2 separate regions of the Mus musculus genome follow, and region 2 is linked to region 1. The links are chromatin loops, found by intact Hi-C in ENCODE. Cell type or tissue: heart. All regions are shown on one strand.

Region 1 (8,000 bases):
GTATATCAAAAAATAAGGTAGGAGGGCTAGAGTGAGACTTCAGTGTGTAAGAGTACTTGCTGCTCTTGCAGAGGACTTGAGTTCAGTTCTCAGCATCCACGTGGCACCTCACAACTGTCTATAAGTCCAGTTCCAGGGAACCCAACACCCTATTCTGGTCTCTCACATACACATGGAATACATGCATACACTCAGGCACATACATGCCCATAAAATAAATTAAATCAATAAGGTGAAACTAATTAAGGAAGATACTGGCCTCAGCTTCTGGCCTCCACATGCACACACACACACACACACATGCACCCACACATACATGTGCACACACATACCTGTGTACACACACATGAACATATACATACACAAATATAAACAAAACCAAAGTGTATTCACATAGGACTTCCCCATTACTTAGCAGATGAATGACACAGGGACACAGCGCTTCCCTCCAGGGAGGCCCCTGTGCACCAGGTCCTGCTCTGCGGCACAGTGCTGCCTTCTACAGCCTGTGCCTTCTTCCTCCTGTCTCACCTTCCCTTCTTCTCCAGTCAATAACTCCTGGAACACAAAGAGGGATCCGTACCGGCTCACTGGCTCGCTATGAATCACCCAGAGTGCTGCATTTTAGAACCCAATTTTTAAAGCTCACTTACACTTCAGAGGAGAAAAATAGCAACATTACTGGAAGGCTCAATTAAATTATCCCAGGTTAACGTCTCCATGAATAACTGCAAACACACGGCCCGTGGATATACTAGGAACTGTTTCCTTTGCAGATCTATGGTCTGTTTTGTTAGCACATTAAAATATATATATTCCTAATAGAAAAAAAATGTTTACTCCTTTTTAGAGCAAGTTAATGCCTATCCTTCCCAGGACAATGACTTCCTTAGAACCACAATAGCTTTTATCTCCTTAAGCCCCAAAGGACACTGGGAAAATCTCTCACTTGGGTTAACTTTGCTGAATATATTTAACCAGTAAATTATTTGCCTTCCCAACTGGAAGAGCCAATATACGTTTATGTCCTAGGAATGGTTTGTTTTACTAACTTTATGAGTGAAGACCTCAATAGTAGCAAAGCCAAGGGACATTTAATTAAGTTATATTTGCTTTTTCATGATCTTAGGCTCAAGCTTATAAATCAAGAATCAATGAGTACTTAATTTCCTCTTATAGCATTAAAAGTAATTGCTTCATAAATTCTCTTTAGTAATCCAAATATTTGCACACAGCACAGCACAAAGAGAAGTTGTCTTACTGATGAGAGCCCAACTTTTATTTTATTAGAATAAAATGGAGCTGGCTCATTTTATAGCTTGTGATTTTCCTGGCTGCCTCAAATTCCTTTTTGAAGCAGACAGGATATAAATTTAAAATAAATACAATTATGACTTCACTTGAGGAGGGGGGGGAGCCAGTCTACTTATTTAAAATGTAAAAAGAAATCACAGCTGTGGATCTATCTCCACCTAGTAGAATATAAACATAATAGCTACATTTTCCTCCCCACCAGAAAAATCAAGCCTACTTTGAAGACTGGTTTTGCCTTTATTTCACCTGTATGTTTTAGTTGGGGGAAGGGAGAATCAAAGAATCCATTGGCATGTGCCTTTAATCCCAACACTAGGAAGTGGAGACAGGAAGATTCCTGGGGCGTAGTGGCCGGTCAGTCTAGCCAAATTGGCAAGCTCTGGGCTTAGTAAGAGACTGTCTCAAAAAATAAGGTAGAGAGCAATTTGAGGAAGACTCTAATGCTGACCTCTGGCCACACGTATACACACACATGAACGCACTCTCTCTCTCTCTCTCTCTCTCTCTCTCTCTCTCTCTCTCTCACACACACACACACACACACACACACACACACACACACACACACACACACACAAATAAAATCATTGTCGGTTACATCTCCATGGATGATTGCCAAATTTGGACTTGCAGCAGAATCTGGAAGCACCCGCTTATGTTAACCCTTTGTTCACATTTCCCCCACCCTAAACAACACACTGAGGTTTACAGTCCAGCGCTCAGGCTCAGGTGCAGCCTGGGGCTGTGTGGGAGGAGCCCAGGCTTTCTGGTAGCCAGTCCAGAACCAGGACTGCTCCCCAGCAACTGCAGTCTGCACATAGAGAGTAGCATATGCTATATGCCAGGGCCTCCATAAAACAGAATGTGCGAGAGAGCCAGTGTCCCTGCAGGCGGGAACTTCCAGACTGGCTGCAGCATAGGTGAGTCTGGACCACACTGTAGTAAGTGGAAGAGGCCAGTCACAGAAGAGCCTGTGTTAAGGCTGTGTGTGGTGGTGTACACCTGGGGCAAGAGGATGGTGAGTTCAACAACAGCCTGACCCAAATATGAGACTCTGTCCTAAAGGGAGATGTTATACGACTCCATCTACATGAAATAACCACAGAGGAACGCAGAGTAGAAGGGATGCCAGAGACTGTGGGACAGAGAAACTGAGAATGGGGAGGACAGTTAGGGGCTGTACAGATTCTTTGGAAAATAGTGAAAATATTCTAAAATTGATCGTGGTAGTATATGAACAGGTCTCTGAAAGAGAAAATAATGCATTGTGTTGGAGTCACTTAACATTTAAACCGGAATATTGTATGCAGTGTGAATTACATCTCAAGGAAGCTGTTTTTTAAAGATAGATATATTGTACTTATAACTCCAACCTAAAGCCCATGGCTGAGGAGGTCCTGATCTCTAGGTGAGGATTTATTATTAGAGCATAGCTATGTTGACCTGGTTCCAAATTACTTTCCAAATACCTGTTTATATACATAGACTGATACCGCTCTCAACCTTAATTAGAGCCTCTCTTTGCAGTGAACAGTGATGAATGGAGAAGCATGGCTGCTCCGAGTACTGAGAATAAGTCACAGGTTGAGGGAGCATAACCCTAAAACAGGACGTTTATAAGGTTCCATAAGGCTCAGGGAACATCATGGAAGGAGGATCGGAAACAATCACTGTACCAGAGGACAGTGAGGCACTACAAATGCCATGTCCCTGGGCTGACCTGGGCCAGAAAGTGACTCTTCAGTGACAGGTTGCTGGAGGGAGGAGCAGAGGGCAGGAAGTCTGGGGTCAGGGGCTGTTGCACAAGGGCTGCTATGTCTTATGCAGGCAAGTCTGCTAAGAAGTACGGCATCTTACACATGGTTTGCAGGCGACAGAAAGCCATCATGCCACAGGATGAAGTCAGCAGGAAGCTAATCAAGCAACACTGCACAAAAGGAACACAGGATTATCTCAAGTGCTTCACAGACCTAGAGCTCAGCAGCCTCAGGACTGATAACTCGGCCCTTCAGTGGGGGAAAGGTCAGGTTCCCAGGGCCCCAGCCATAGACAGGACATTGCCAAGTCTCCCCCACCCCCACCCCCACCCCGGGGCAAGGAAACCAAATTAGTGTTCCCTTTGACCTTTAATTAGGGCCTCTGAGAAAGCCTTGGAGAGACCTGGCCTTCAACACTGGGTTTGACACAGCTATTACAATCCCGATCCCCATATGAGCCGAGGTTGCATCCACTGTCCTGCACGTGACTGGTTCAGTTGCTTGTCAATTATGGACTGGGGAGGAGCTCACCGAACTCTACCCTAATCTGTTGAGCTATTGTCAACTAATGGATTCTGAGGAAGGAGATTTCATTATCTTTGGTGGTATGCCTGCAGGTGAGTGCTCCAAACCTAAGGTCACACAGACAGCCAGGTTAAACTCAAGGGGGTCACAAAACAAGAGACATGAATGTAAGAAAAAAGACCTGTAGAGAAGAGGAGAGTGTAGGGAGAATTTTGGTTTCTTTTAAAAGCCACTTAGGTTATGGGACTATGTTTTCTGTTTTAATCCCGTGGTGTGGGATATGGGGCTGCTTCAGGTTATCCATAGCAGCTGATTATGGTTGGTCTGATGCTCTAGCAGGGGCGTGATTCTGCCAGCTGAAAGTAGTTTATGTTTGGAATTCTGGGGACTCTTGAGAAGGTATAAATGCCAGTACCCTGAGAGAGGTGGCGGCTGTTGCTGGATTGCTGGATTGCTGGTTATTGGTTGCTGGCTAGAGATATCCTAACTATGAACTCGCCCCAAGGAACTCAATGCCCCTAATCAGCAGAAAGTAGTCTAACAAGATCAATGCCCACTTTCCCTTTAACTTTCTTTCTCTCCTAGTGTTGGGAGGTTAGAGAGATTGGAGTGGAGAAGGGTGATAGATAGAAAAACCCAATAAAGTAGCCAAAAAGTACTGCTACAGGGAGTGAGTGACAGCGGTGGGAGGGAGATAAAGAGGATGGGGTATGAGAGTGGCCAGAATGTATTATACACAGTATGATATTGTCAAAGAAAAAAACTAATAAAAAAATACATTTTAAAAATGCGCCTGGTGCCAAAGGGCATCATTTAAATAGTTAATACACCTATGTTTAAAAGGACGATAGAGCAAGACTAGAAGCCTTTTTCCTGAGGAGGCAGATAGTAGGGGCTTGGTCCGGGTATCTCAGGACATCGATGCCTCTGTCAATGTCACCCAAAGGCCAGACTTAGTTTCACCCTGAGGAATATAATGGAACCAAAAGGTGCCCCGGCCTCCTCTCCCACAACACCTCAGAATCCCCCTTTCTCTGCTAGGGATGAGTGTGTGAACCAGGATGTGTGTCTGTCAATTAAAGCAGGTCTGGACAGTTACCAATCCTTCATCCAGATGCCAAATCCTTAGAACTAGCACAGTGACCTCAGGGGATGGGTTGTGATCACAGGTCCTCAGAATGGCAGTCTCGCGAGGATGGATGTCTTCGTGTCCTCTGTGCTGCTTGTGGCTGACAAACTTGATATAACCTTGGGGAGGGCAGGGGAGGGGAGGGGAGGGCAGGGGAGGGGAGGGGAGGGCAGGGGAGGGGAGGGGAGGACAGGGGAGGGCAGGGGAGGGGAGGGGAGGGGAGGGCTTATTTGGCTCACAGGTTAGAGTCCATCTCCTAAGAGTCAACTGAGAAAAGTGAATGTAAGTTGAGAAGCTGCCTCCCTCACATCGGGCCCGTGGGTGTGTCTCGTGGGCGTGTTATTTACTTGATTGATTGCCATGAGACAGCCCAGCCCACTGTGGGTAGTGCCGTCCCTGAGCAGGTGGTATAAAGCAGACTGAGGGACCATAGAAGGCAAGCTTGTAAGCCCTATTCCCCTAGTGTCTGCTTCAGCTCCTGCCTCCAGGTTCCAGCTTTGGCTTCCCTAGGAGATGGACTCTAACCTGTGAGCCAAATAAGCCCTCCCCTCCCCTCCCCTCCCCTGTCCTCCCCTGTCCTGCCCTCCCCTCCCCTTCCCTCCCCTGCCCTCCCCAAGCTGCCTTTGGCCATGGTGTTTATCACAACCAAGGGAAACAAACCAGTCCACCCACTGACTCTGTCTTCAGAACTGCTGGCTGACCCCAGCTTCAAGAACTCCCTAGAGCTGTCCTTCAAGGCTCACTAGCTCAGGGGAGCCACAGTTGAAATGACTTCCTTCCAGAAAAATATCAGCAGGAAAACCATCCATGTGACTTGTCCTGCAGTGGTGACTCTGGCTCTTCATGCCTCCCAGTCAGTGAGCCTGCTGCCTGCCGCTCTGGCTTGTGCCGCGCTGCGGATGTCTTCAGCATCCATCTCTGTAGATCCACAAACTGACTGTAATTCTCTCTGGGTTCTCTTAAAAACTGAAGCTGTGAGCGCTGCTTTGTGTCAGGGCCAGACTTTTCCAAGCCTGGTGCTCCAGCTGGGCTAAATCCAGGACAGGCTGTAGCATCTTCCTATTGTCCCCAGTCCCCAGCCCTTGCCACCCTGCTGAGATTTCTAAGACTTGAATTGAGTTTAGTCTTTTAACAAGCAGAGACTTGGATGGGTGCATGTAGGCAGAGGCATCCGAATGCCACTTCTCAAGGCCTGAAAGGAAAAACAAGCGTGTTCTTTAGCGATATCAAATGAGACGAAGGAAGGCAAGAACAGCCCGGGGTCACAGGCAACTAGCGGAGTGGAAGAGTTCCATTGGAGCGCAATGGAATAATCAAGATTTATTTTTTTAAAATACTGTTATTAAATAAACATTACAGAAACTTTTGCATTGCCTACTTATTTATAGCTTAAGGCATGAAAACCCACATTAGTATGTTGAATTACAAAGATTCACTGCAGCCTGCTAGCTGACAGCACATCAAATTATTTGCAAATATTTTCTGAAACAGTAACCTTGAAGGATGCCAGCCCCATTCAGTGTAACCTTATCAGGAGACGAGAGAGAGCTGCTGACGGGTTTCCCTTCCAGCAACCTCCACAGCAGGCTTTTCAGCAAGGAGTGCAGTGCACACACACCCCCAACCCCCAACCAACACCCCCAACCCCCACGAAGCACCAATGCCATCTCTTAGGCACTGGCATCTCTCTGCCTCCCTTGCAGAAGATGGTATCTGGGGAGTCCCTTGAGGATTGTGATCTGGGTAAGAATTGGTCTGTGCATCGGTCAGAGGTAAGAGCCTTACTGTCCTCCTTCCTGTAAACCATGGTTCTGCAAAATCATATAATTGCCTTAACAGAGCGTCTCTAATGGGGAAAAGCAAAGTCAAAGGAAAACAGAATCTTAAGGCTCATAGACCCTCACAAACATCTGCGTCGTCCGTGAAGGTAATATTCTTAGCACAGAGGAGCTGGGGCCTAGTGCAAAGGAAAAACGTAGATTCCTCAAGGGAGTCATTATATATGTATATATATATACACATACATATATCCAACGTATCTGCTTTAAAATGCCTTAATTATTCCTTTTCCTTTAACATTTGACATTATCTTCAAATCTTATACACCTTCCTTTCCCATCAAAAACTATCTTTCTTTGGTGAGCCATCTTTATTTGGACCCATGGAAACAACTGTAAAGCAGTCGGGTGTCTTAAAAGTCACATCTAGATCATTTAGCAAGCTTGGCACAACATCTAACTTCTAAAACCAGCATTTGCCAAATATTTTTGCCATATCGAATTTGCTACACGACTGAGAAAGCTCTAATTGCTTGGCATAGATGGGGCCATGTTAAAATTAAGCAAAATTGATTGCCTTCAAAATAACCTTTTGTTTTTGCCTCCAAAGAGCTGCTTTGCACATTTGGTTCAGGTAAGAACACATTGCTCATGTTGACACGAACATCTTTCATGTCTTAAAAAGGCTCTGTGTTTTTCCATTCTCCCATCAATAAAAACAAGCCCATATTTTGCCCCTCCTCAGTAAACTCAGTGATTGCTTCTTAAGTGTCTACCTTGGGCCCAGTGCTATGCTATTAAATGCAGCTCTGCCCCCTGCAGTGACTAAGTACCACAGCCTTGGTATGCTGCACTGATAGGGAGCCGGTAGGCGTGTCCTCAGAGACACCAGCACAGCGTTCTTAGGTGATCAACATCTTTAAATGACTTCACAAATTAGAATAAAATCAAAATTGTCTCATTTAGATTGTCAGATCTGATATGCTCTCAGTAATATATTTTTAAAAAGGAAATCTAGACATCTATTATGAAGACGGCCGAGGTAAGAGACAGGAGATGTCAGGTCCCTCCAAAGAGTTCCGAAGACAAAAATCTAGTTTATAATGAGATGAATAACAATGAGCTACATTCCAATCATTCCAGAGGAAATGCATCAAGAGAAGAGAGAGGGTTGGACATGGTAGATCACACACACACACACACACACACACACACACACACACACACACACACACCAATGACAAAGCCGGGAGAAAGAGGAAGACTACAAGCCCCAGGCCAGCCAGGTTTACCTAGTGAGACCTGCCGAAAAGGATGTTAATAAGGGAAGAGAAAACAAGCTAGCGTGAAATGAACATCTTCTATTTGCCAGATGATTCACACATCTTGAAGTCTCAACTCAGACATGCATGGATCCCACTGGCATCCTGTACAATAGCTACCTCATCTGGGCAAGTAAGAAAAAAAAAATACTTGCGACAATCAGAGTTTTAAAGG
Region 2 (8,000 bases), 300 kb after region 1:
TTAGCCGTTCTGAGAGCTCTGCTCTCTGTAGATTTTGCTGTTTAGACTGAAGGCGTTGTACACCTACCACATAGCTGTGCATTCTCACCGTGCCTGTTGAACTTAGACTTCCAGATAAGATAGCCTGTTCTGCCCTTTGCTGCAATATTCCGTCCTGGAGGATGTTTGGTAGGTGGAATAGTTGGTTTGCTTTTTTCTTTTTTTCTTTTGTTTTTCTGAGATAGGGTTTCTCTGTATAGTCCTGGCTGTCCTGGAACTCACTCTGTAGACCTGGCTCAGAAATCTGCCTGCCTTTGCCTCCCCAGTGCTGGGATTAAAGCCGTGTGCCACTACTGCCCAGCACTTTGCTATTTTTAAAAAAGGTTTATTATATATTTATTTATTTTTATTTTTTTTAGTTTTTCGAGACAGGATTTCTCTGTGTAGTCCTGGCTGTCCTGGAACTCACTCTGTAGACCAGGCTGGCCTTGAACTCAGAAATCCACCTGCCTCTGCCTCCCAAGTGCTGGGATTAAAGGCGTGTGCCACCACCGCCCGGCTACATGTTTATGTATAAGAGTACACTGTAACTATACAGATGGTTGTGAGCCTTCTTATGGTTGTTGGGAATTGAATTTTAAGACTTCATCTCTGCTTGCTCCGCTCAACCCCGCTTTCTCCGGTCAACACCGCTCGCTTATTCCCTGCTTGCTCTGGCTCAACAATTTATTTACTATTATAAATAAGTACACTGTAGCTGTCTTCAGATGCACCAGAAGAAGGTGTCAGATCACTTTTACAGGTGGTTGCTGGGATTTGAACTCAGGACCTTCGGAAGAGCAGTCAGTGCTATTTTTTGCAATGAGGTTTTGCTGTGTATACTAGGCTGTCCTTGACCAATCCTCTCGTCTCAGTTTCTTTAGTACTGGGTTAATTGGTGAGTGCTACCACCATATCCAGCTTTGGTTTTGTTTTTAATTGATTAAATGCACATGTCTCCTACATTCTGTAGCAAGCCTTTCACCCTGAGTTTTGGAGAGCTGCCTTCTGCTGGTCTTGATAGTGCTAACCATCCCTTAAGCCTCTCTCGTCGAACACCTGCTACCCGGTGCCCATCCATCCCTGTTTCTGGGATCCCTTGGCAGAGTTGGGTGAGCTTCTCTCAGTGCCATAGGAGCTGACCAGATGAAATTTTAGCTTCGCCCCTGTGAGGATTCGTCTCCAGAACTTTCCACTGAAGCCCACTCAGCCTCTTCCTAGTCTCTTTAGGGGATGCTTGCGTGTTCCCCTCTGAGTTAATGCCAGGGACCACGACCTGAATGAAGCCCCATCTTTCTCTCTACCTTGACGTGGAATGTGAACCGTCACTCACATATACATAGCCAGAGTACATCTCTGCTCCATGTTGAAGAGGCAGCCAAAGTCTTTGGGACTCCATCCAAATCATCTGGAATAATAAAATCTTTGAGGCTTACTTAAAAGCCAGATTTTAATGTGCTTTTGTAATTGACCCTTTTTGATATCTGTAATTTGTTCTCCGCTGGCTTTCTTGATGCCTGCTCTCAGACAATCCTTGAGTACGTTGTATGGAATAATTACAGAACAGCCTTTGATAACACGGGCTGTTCATCCCTAGATTGAACCTGCTTTCTCTCTGATGTATGCCTTTCTTCTCTCTGGTTTGCTGACATAATTGACGCAGTGCATTTGTGGATTGCACTTACCAGAGGATTTGAATACTGTATTGGATCATGCCAGGGTAGTTGGGCTTTTCCCAAATATTTATGGGTCAGAGAGCAGGCTTGCTGTCACTCCAGCCTTGCAGAGCTAAGCCAAGGTTTGGGTCTGTAGAACTGTATGTAGTACTCCTCTATGGCTTTGCCTATGAACATCTTACAATGGGCTAGGATAGAGTCACTCCCTAAACACAATCCTTTCCTATAGCTGTTGAAGTGTGAGAAAAAAAATAAAGTAGGTATTTTAGTTCATTGTGTTTGAGCGTTTCTTTAGAAATGTGGTGGAAACGAGTTTCAAGCATGGTATCAGCTGAGTTAGGATAAGCAAAAGAAATACAGGAAATACACGGAAGTGTTGTGAACTGCTTTTACATAAAAGTTGTGATCACAGACTTCTCCTGAGTACTCTCATAGGCACAGAATAAAAGAAATGTGTGGCTTCTCTGTGTCCTCTTGGTCACCAAGAAGCTCACAGAAAGTGCTGCAGAGGCAAGCCAGGGTGCTTTCACGGGTAGTGTCTTCCCACTCTGAGTTGGATCTGCCTACCACGGTGGCTGAGCACCCCAGCAGGTGCCTGTATTGGTCTAACATCCCCTAGATGTTTGTTTCCGAGTTGTGGAAGAAATCAGCTCAAAGCCCGCGGAGGGCATGGTGGCATGGGTTGGCTAATGGGGCTTCTCCAGTGGCCTGTCTGTGGCCTGCCCAACACAGCACCTGTACAGAAGGAGCAGTTTGTGTCATGTTTGGTTTTCTTATTTGAATTTCCACATTCAAGATGCTGTTTGGTTTCGCCTGTCCCTCTTTTATTGAATGTATTATGCCTTTGTGGATTTGTTTGGGTTTGCATAGGAGTGGGCTTGAATCCTACAGTCCACAGGCCCTCCTGATCATTTTCAACAAGCCGTCTTTCGGAGGCTCCCAAACCTACATCTTAAAAATGGGATTCATAATGTTGCTGTACATTTTAATTATATGTTGAGATCAGGCAATTATGCACATTTCCAGTAATTAAGTGATTAGCTGCAATTACTTTGGCTGTGTAAATAAATATACAATAGTCAACTAGACGTGGCTCAAAACTCTACAATACAAACAAGTGTCCCAGATCATGCTCAGCATTGTAAAGAAATGCTCAGACAGGGAAGCTGGAGCCATAATCTGCAAGTGATAAAAATCCTGTATTGTCTTATTTGAGAATAGGAGCACTGACTCCGCCTGTGGGAGTCCAGCCTCCCGGCACCTGGGGAGTAGGTTCACAGTGTCGTCCAGTCCTGGACAGGCCTTACCTTGGCGAGAAGACTCAAGTTCCAGGCTGAATTCACTCTCCCTTTATCACTGGTCTGGTGCAAGTGTTGTTCCTGGGCTCGTTCCATCTCTGATGTGGGCCACTTCGCTTCTCCACTGGGGCTCAGTGATGTGTGGTACCATTGGAGACCCCAGCACGGGATGCCCTGCTCTTTTCCAGTTTGCTCTTTTGGTTGCTGCTGTCACCCACCACTTCCAGTAGACTCTGGGCACTGGTGCCCTGATTCCATTACTACTTGAGCTCAGTCACCCTGCCAGTCAGTACTGGCTAGGGTCACCCGGTCATCTTCCCAGCCTGGTTTCTTATTGGTGCATTTCCTTCCTCTTAGTCATATTTAGGACAGCGATGATCTCCTAGGGAGGAGCCAGGACAGTCATCTTAGCTATATAGTAGGTCTGCAGGCAGCCATAGACCCATGGACTGCTGAATCAGGAGATGGACTTGGCCCACTGAGCATTGCCCTTCTTCCCTTTCAGAAGCTACAGGTGTTAGAGTGTGCAGCAGGACCAGTGCAGTTTGGCTTATGTCACGCTGCCCAGACGGTTGTTTGATGTGACCCGAGCAGTGGTCGGATCTCTTGCTAAGCTTTTGCTGTGTTCATTCTCCTTCTGTCTGTCGAGAGCATCCCGTGTGCCACTGTGATTCTGTGGCTTCCTGGAAAGAATCTTTGAAGGTGGCCCGTGCTTGTGGGTGGTGGCTCTCCCCATCCACTATCCCTCTTCCCACGTGTCTTACTCCTCAGAGAGGCACATGTAAAACATAGTGTTCCTCCCTCCCTCCCTTCCCACTGGCACTGTGAGAAGCACAGATTCCACAAAGAGGGTGGACACTCATCCTTCCTGGTCCCATGGAAGAGCTTTGCAGCCCATGCCCTGGCTGTCGAATGAACACACACACACACACACACACACACACACACACACACACACAGAGTCTCTTTGGAGCAGGGTAAATATGCTCCCCAGCCTTAACGCTCTAGCCAAGAAGTGGCGAGAACACCCTGTTTGTGGTGAAAGCTTTATTCTTGACAGCTGAGCCGACCTTGGGTCACAGCTCTTAATTCCTGTGCTCCTGCCATTTGAATAAAAGTGCTTTAAGCCCCACCCACATTTCCTGTGGCTCTTTTCCCAGTGCTTTATAGAAGTAACACCTTTCTTTAGTAAAGAACATTGGGTACACAAGAGAAAAGGCCATTTTTTGTTGTTGCTGTTGTTAAAGGCAGGAACGCTGCATTTCAACACAAACTCTAGATCACTTACCTTCAAAGAAAACTGGGATTTTGAAAAAGGGAAAAGGCAAGCACAGCCTGTCCACGTTTAAAAGTAGGAGGTAGGCACAGCTAGGGCCTATTTTTGCCTCTGTCTCAGCTGGAAGGCAATGTGTAACCCACTGACCTGAGCAGCACCGCTGGCTATGGGAGGCCACGGCCATCACTTTGTCCTGGTGTCCATGAGGGACAAGAGGCCCCACTTCCCCCAGCAGGTTCTTTATTCTCAGGGCTTCATTAGTCTCGTGCATGGCCTAGGTGTTGGAAGAGCACCGACACTGGGGGCCTGGCTTAGGGCTTCCGTGTCTCGGGTACCTCCATAGCATCCCAGGTTGGGGCCAGCTGCCCACCAAGCCCAAGCAACTCCCAAGAGACTGAGAGCTACCCACAGGCGTCATCCCACCAGGTGAGCAGGAAGCTGCAGGGGGCCCTGAAGAAGGGCCAAGTGACCTTCACATTTGGATGGCTTTGGCACTGATGGTGCTGTCTGATTTTGTCTTTTAGGTGATTCCTCTCAGTCACCCTTCTGGCTTAAAGTAGTTTTGTAGCTGGTTGACTGGTTGTGAAGTGCTTTGGGGAGGGGGTATTTTTCGAGGCCTGCCCATGGGGTGTCTTGACCCTCATCTGCCAGTTCTCTTCCCTAAGCTCGAGTTGCGCCTTCTATTGCAGAGTTCGGGAACAGGCTGCCAGCAGACACCACTTGCCACTCCGTGTCAGCCACTCAGTTCTTTTTCACAGTCCACTCTTTGTTGGGTTTATTTCATATGCACTGGTGTATGTCTGGGTGAGGGTGTCAGATCTTGGAGTTACAGTTCTGAGCTGCCATGTGGGTGCTGGAGTCCTCTCTCCAGCCCCAGAGAGGATTTTTTTGTTTTTGTTTTTTGGATAAGGCTATATCCCTGAAACTCGTTAGCCTTCAGAAACTGGACCCATCCTGCCCTTTTCAGACAGCATGAGATTTCTCAGGAAATCAGTCCTTTCTCAAATGCTGTGATGAGTTGGTTTGGTTTAGTTGTTTGTTTGGTTTGGTTTGGTTTGGTTTTTTAAACAACTTCCAGGGTTATTTGGGAAGGATTAAGTCCAAGCACAGGCGTTTTCGGTCTAACAGGAGAAAACATCTGTCGAAATATTTTGGTGAGCTGAGGCTTCGTTAATTTGATTGGCTTCCAGACAGAACCAGCTGCAGCAGGTTGCTGGGAATGGAATCTGGACCCCCTGATTCTACTTCAGAGGGGCAACGAGCAGGGCCTGTCATCTGCTGCCACCTCCCTGGCTGCATGATCACACCTTTGCATAGTCTCAGGGGCTGCCTACGTCATTGCTGGCTTCTTAGTTCTTCTTGACCTAGTCTCATATTAGTAATTCTACATTATTTAGATTTGTGGACCTGGCCGTTAACAAAACCCCTGACAGCAAACGGGTAAGGCACCCAGAGCCACAGGGGATTGATAGAGCATTTCCCAGATCTAGTTATGTCTGGAGAGGTCTGGTGTTTTGCCTACATGTCTGTCCACACTACAAACACCCTGCATTGGCGTTAATGCTGTATCTTGTCTTGAGAGAGGGGAATACCCAAGAAGGACTGAATAGTTGCCAGCCTTTGAAGGCCACAGATCCAGCTATGACTGGAGCATACCACCTCATCATCAAAGTCTTCTCCTCAGTGGGCATTGCTGGTACTTTCAGGTCCGATGATCCCCAGAAACTTCCAGAATTACTTTGTTAAATATGGTTCCCTTTCCTCATCCCAGGAGGGCACAGTGACCCCAGCTTTGGGAGTTCTTTGCCCAGCTTTGCTATGACCTATGACCCCAGACGGGATCCCGACTCTTCATTCCTCAGTATTTGGTATGATGTCATCAGTACCTGTGATACTCACATGTGGCCAGGTATATAATTGATGCCCCCCCCCCCCCCAGTTGGCCTGGCAACTGGGTGAGTGCCTTGTCTTACTTTGAATCCCTTGCTTGTGAAGGGTGGGTGATAACCTGGGATATCCATCTTGCTTGGTCAGCTGTGTTCGCTAGCCAGTTATGCAGTAGAGACACATTCATCTCCATGAGGTTTAGTGCTCTGCTTCAAAAAACCCCTGGGCCCAGACATTAGCACCCTTTCTGTGTCAGTGTATGTGTGTGCACACTGGCACACACCCCCCCCTCCCCCACCTGTCTGCTTGCTGGGATGTTCTTCTGAATAGTGCCAAGTAGAGAACCCTGCAAACAGCTTCCCCAGCTCACCTTCCCTGGACCCTGACAGACTACTACTATCTACTTCAGTGAGCTGGCGTGTATGGTGTCCCAGGCTCTGTACTGTTTCCCGTGCTTTCTGCCCCCCCCCCCCCCCCCCAATGAACCTGCTTAGAGGCAGAGAATTGTAAATCCTGGCTTGGGTGTGTCCTGGCATACCCCCCCCCCCCCAAACACACACACACACACACACACACACACACACACACGGTTTCTCTGTATAGCCCTGGCTGTCCTGGAACTCACTTTGTAGACCAGTCTGGCCTCGAACTCAGAAATCCGCCTGCCTCTGCCTCCCAAGTGCTGGGATTAAAGGCATGCGCCACCATGCCTGGCCCCCTTGGCCTTCTTTACCTGGCCCTCTCTGCCTGTCATCAGTCACAGTGTGTTGTGGGTAGGTTCCTGACACTGGCCCAAGAAGGTATGGCTGTAGTTGATGAGTGGCCGTCCGAGGCTTTACAATGATGCTTTGTCGTTCCCGGGTTTTCATTCTGAGTACCAGGAAATTTCCATCTCGTATGACATTGGGTCAGGAATGGGGGCTGTGGTGCCAGCGTGGTGGTCCCTAGTCTTTGCGGGTTAATTGTGTTCGGGTTAATTGCACAGTGGTCCAGCCTTGGTCACAGCCACACTGGGAAGGTGACATCTGTGGCTTCTTGAAGGCTGGTTTGGCTGGATCAGGACCCTTTAGGGAGGAGTGTGACACAGCTCTTCTCCTGGAATTTGTGTTGGATATTGGGGACTGGGCATGGGCATGGTGAAAGGATGGAAAGACCATAAACCTACTTAATAGAAATGGTACTGTTATCTAAATTTCCACCTCAAAGTAAGTTTCCATATTTCTCATATTTGTTTTTCATTTCTTGTTTTCCTTTTAAATGGCTAGCATTTGTCTAGTTGCGAGAACTTTTTGGTCTTGTGGCTGTGTACAGTTAGCTACATGAACTCATTTAAATATACTTCTTGATTACCCCCTCAGTTTATTTTGTGAAATCTGTTAACACAATGGTGTCAAGAGGGAGCTTTGTACGTGCCGCACAGACTGAGATGGGAGACACAAGAGTTCCTGTTTTTCTTCCCTGGTGGCCAACCCACTACTCAGCCCAATCCCTGTTGTTGTCTTACAGTGAGAATTCCAGGTCCTAACCCATACTTTGTCTTTTTCTCTGTGGTATGAAAGAATCTTACCATTTAAAGGTAGAGAGAATTTGGGTTTGGGCTATATAACCTATTTGATCTATAACCAGAATCCTGGAAGTCAGGTTCCAGGGTTGGACAGAGTCCCTGCCTCCCAGAATACCTCCCATTCTGGAATCGGTCCCGGGGGCTCTCCATTTGATCTGTTGTAGCTGTGTGCTGCTAGATTAATGTAATGTCTCTCGCAGAGGGATTAGGACTGGATGGACAGCTAAGTAGTTCCAGTTTGCTTCTCTTGCACTTAGTGAAGAGGACACTGGTCAGAGGCT

What was found. A loop is a pair of places that touch in the nucleus more often than their neighbours do. Peaks named below come from ENCODE experiments on the same cell type or tissue, not always from the same donor. Only the 100,000 strongest peaks of a DNase experiment are listed, where the experiment ranks them.
Region 2: it touches region 1 in a loop (2.7-fold over the local background); 2 of 42 quality-filtered maps call a loop at or near these places.

The regions. Positions count from the first base shown.
Region 1 is chr7:133,310,944-133,318,943 of GRCm38, reverse strand. No RefSeq gene overlaps it. Among named protein-coding and RNA genes, the nearest start is that of Gm35567, 99 kb to the right of the region's middle. In heart, no CTCF peak of the experiment used is centred here; no DNase peak of the experiment used is centred here; H3K4me3 peaks cover 536 bases; H3K27ac peaks cover 1,209 bases.
Region 2 is chr7:133,015,731-133,023,730 of GRCm38, reverse strand. It overlaps a transcript of Ctbp2 not described here. Among named protein-coding and RNA genes, the nearest start is that of Ctbp2, 4.5 kb to the right of the region's middle. In heart, no CTCF peak of the experiment used is centred here; DNase peaks (open chromatin) are centred at 3,910, 4,570 and 7,873; H3K27ac peaks cover 1,004 bases.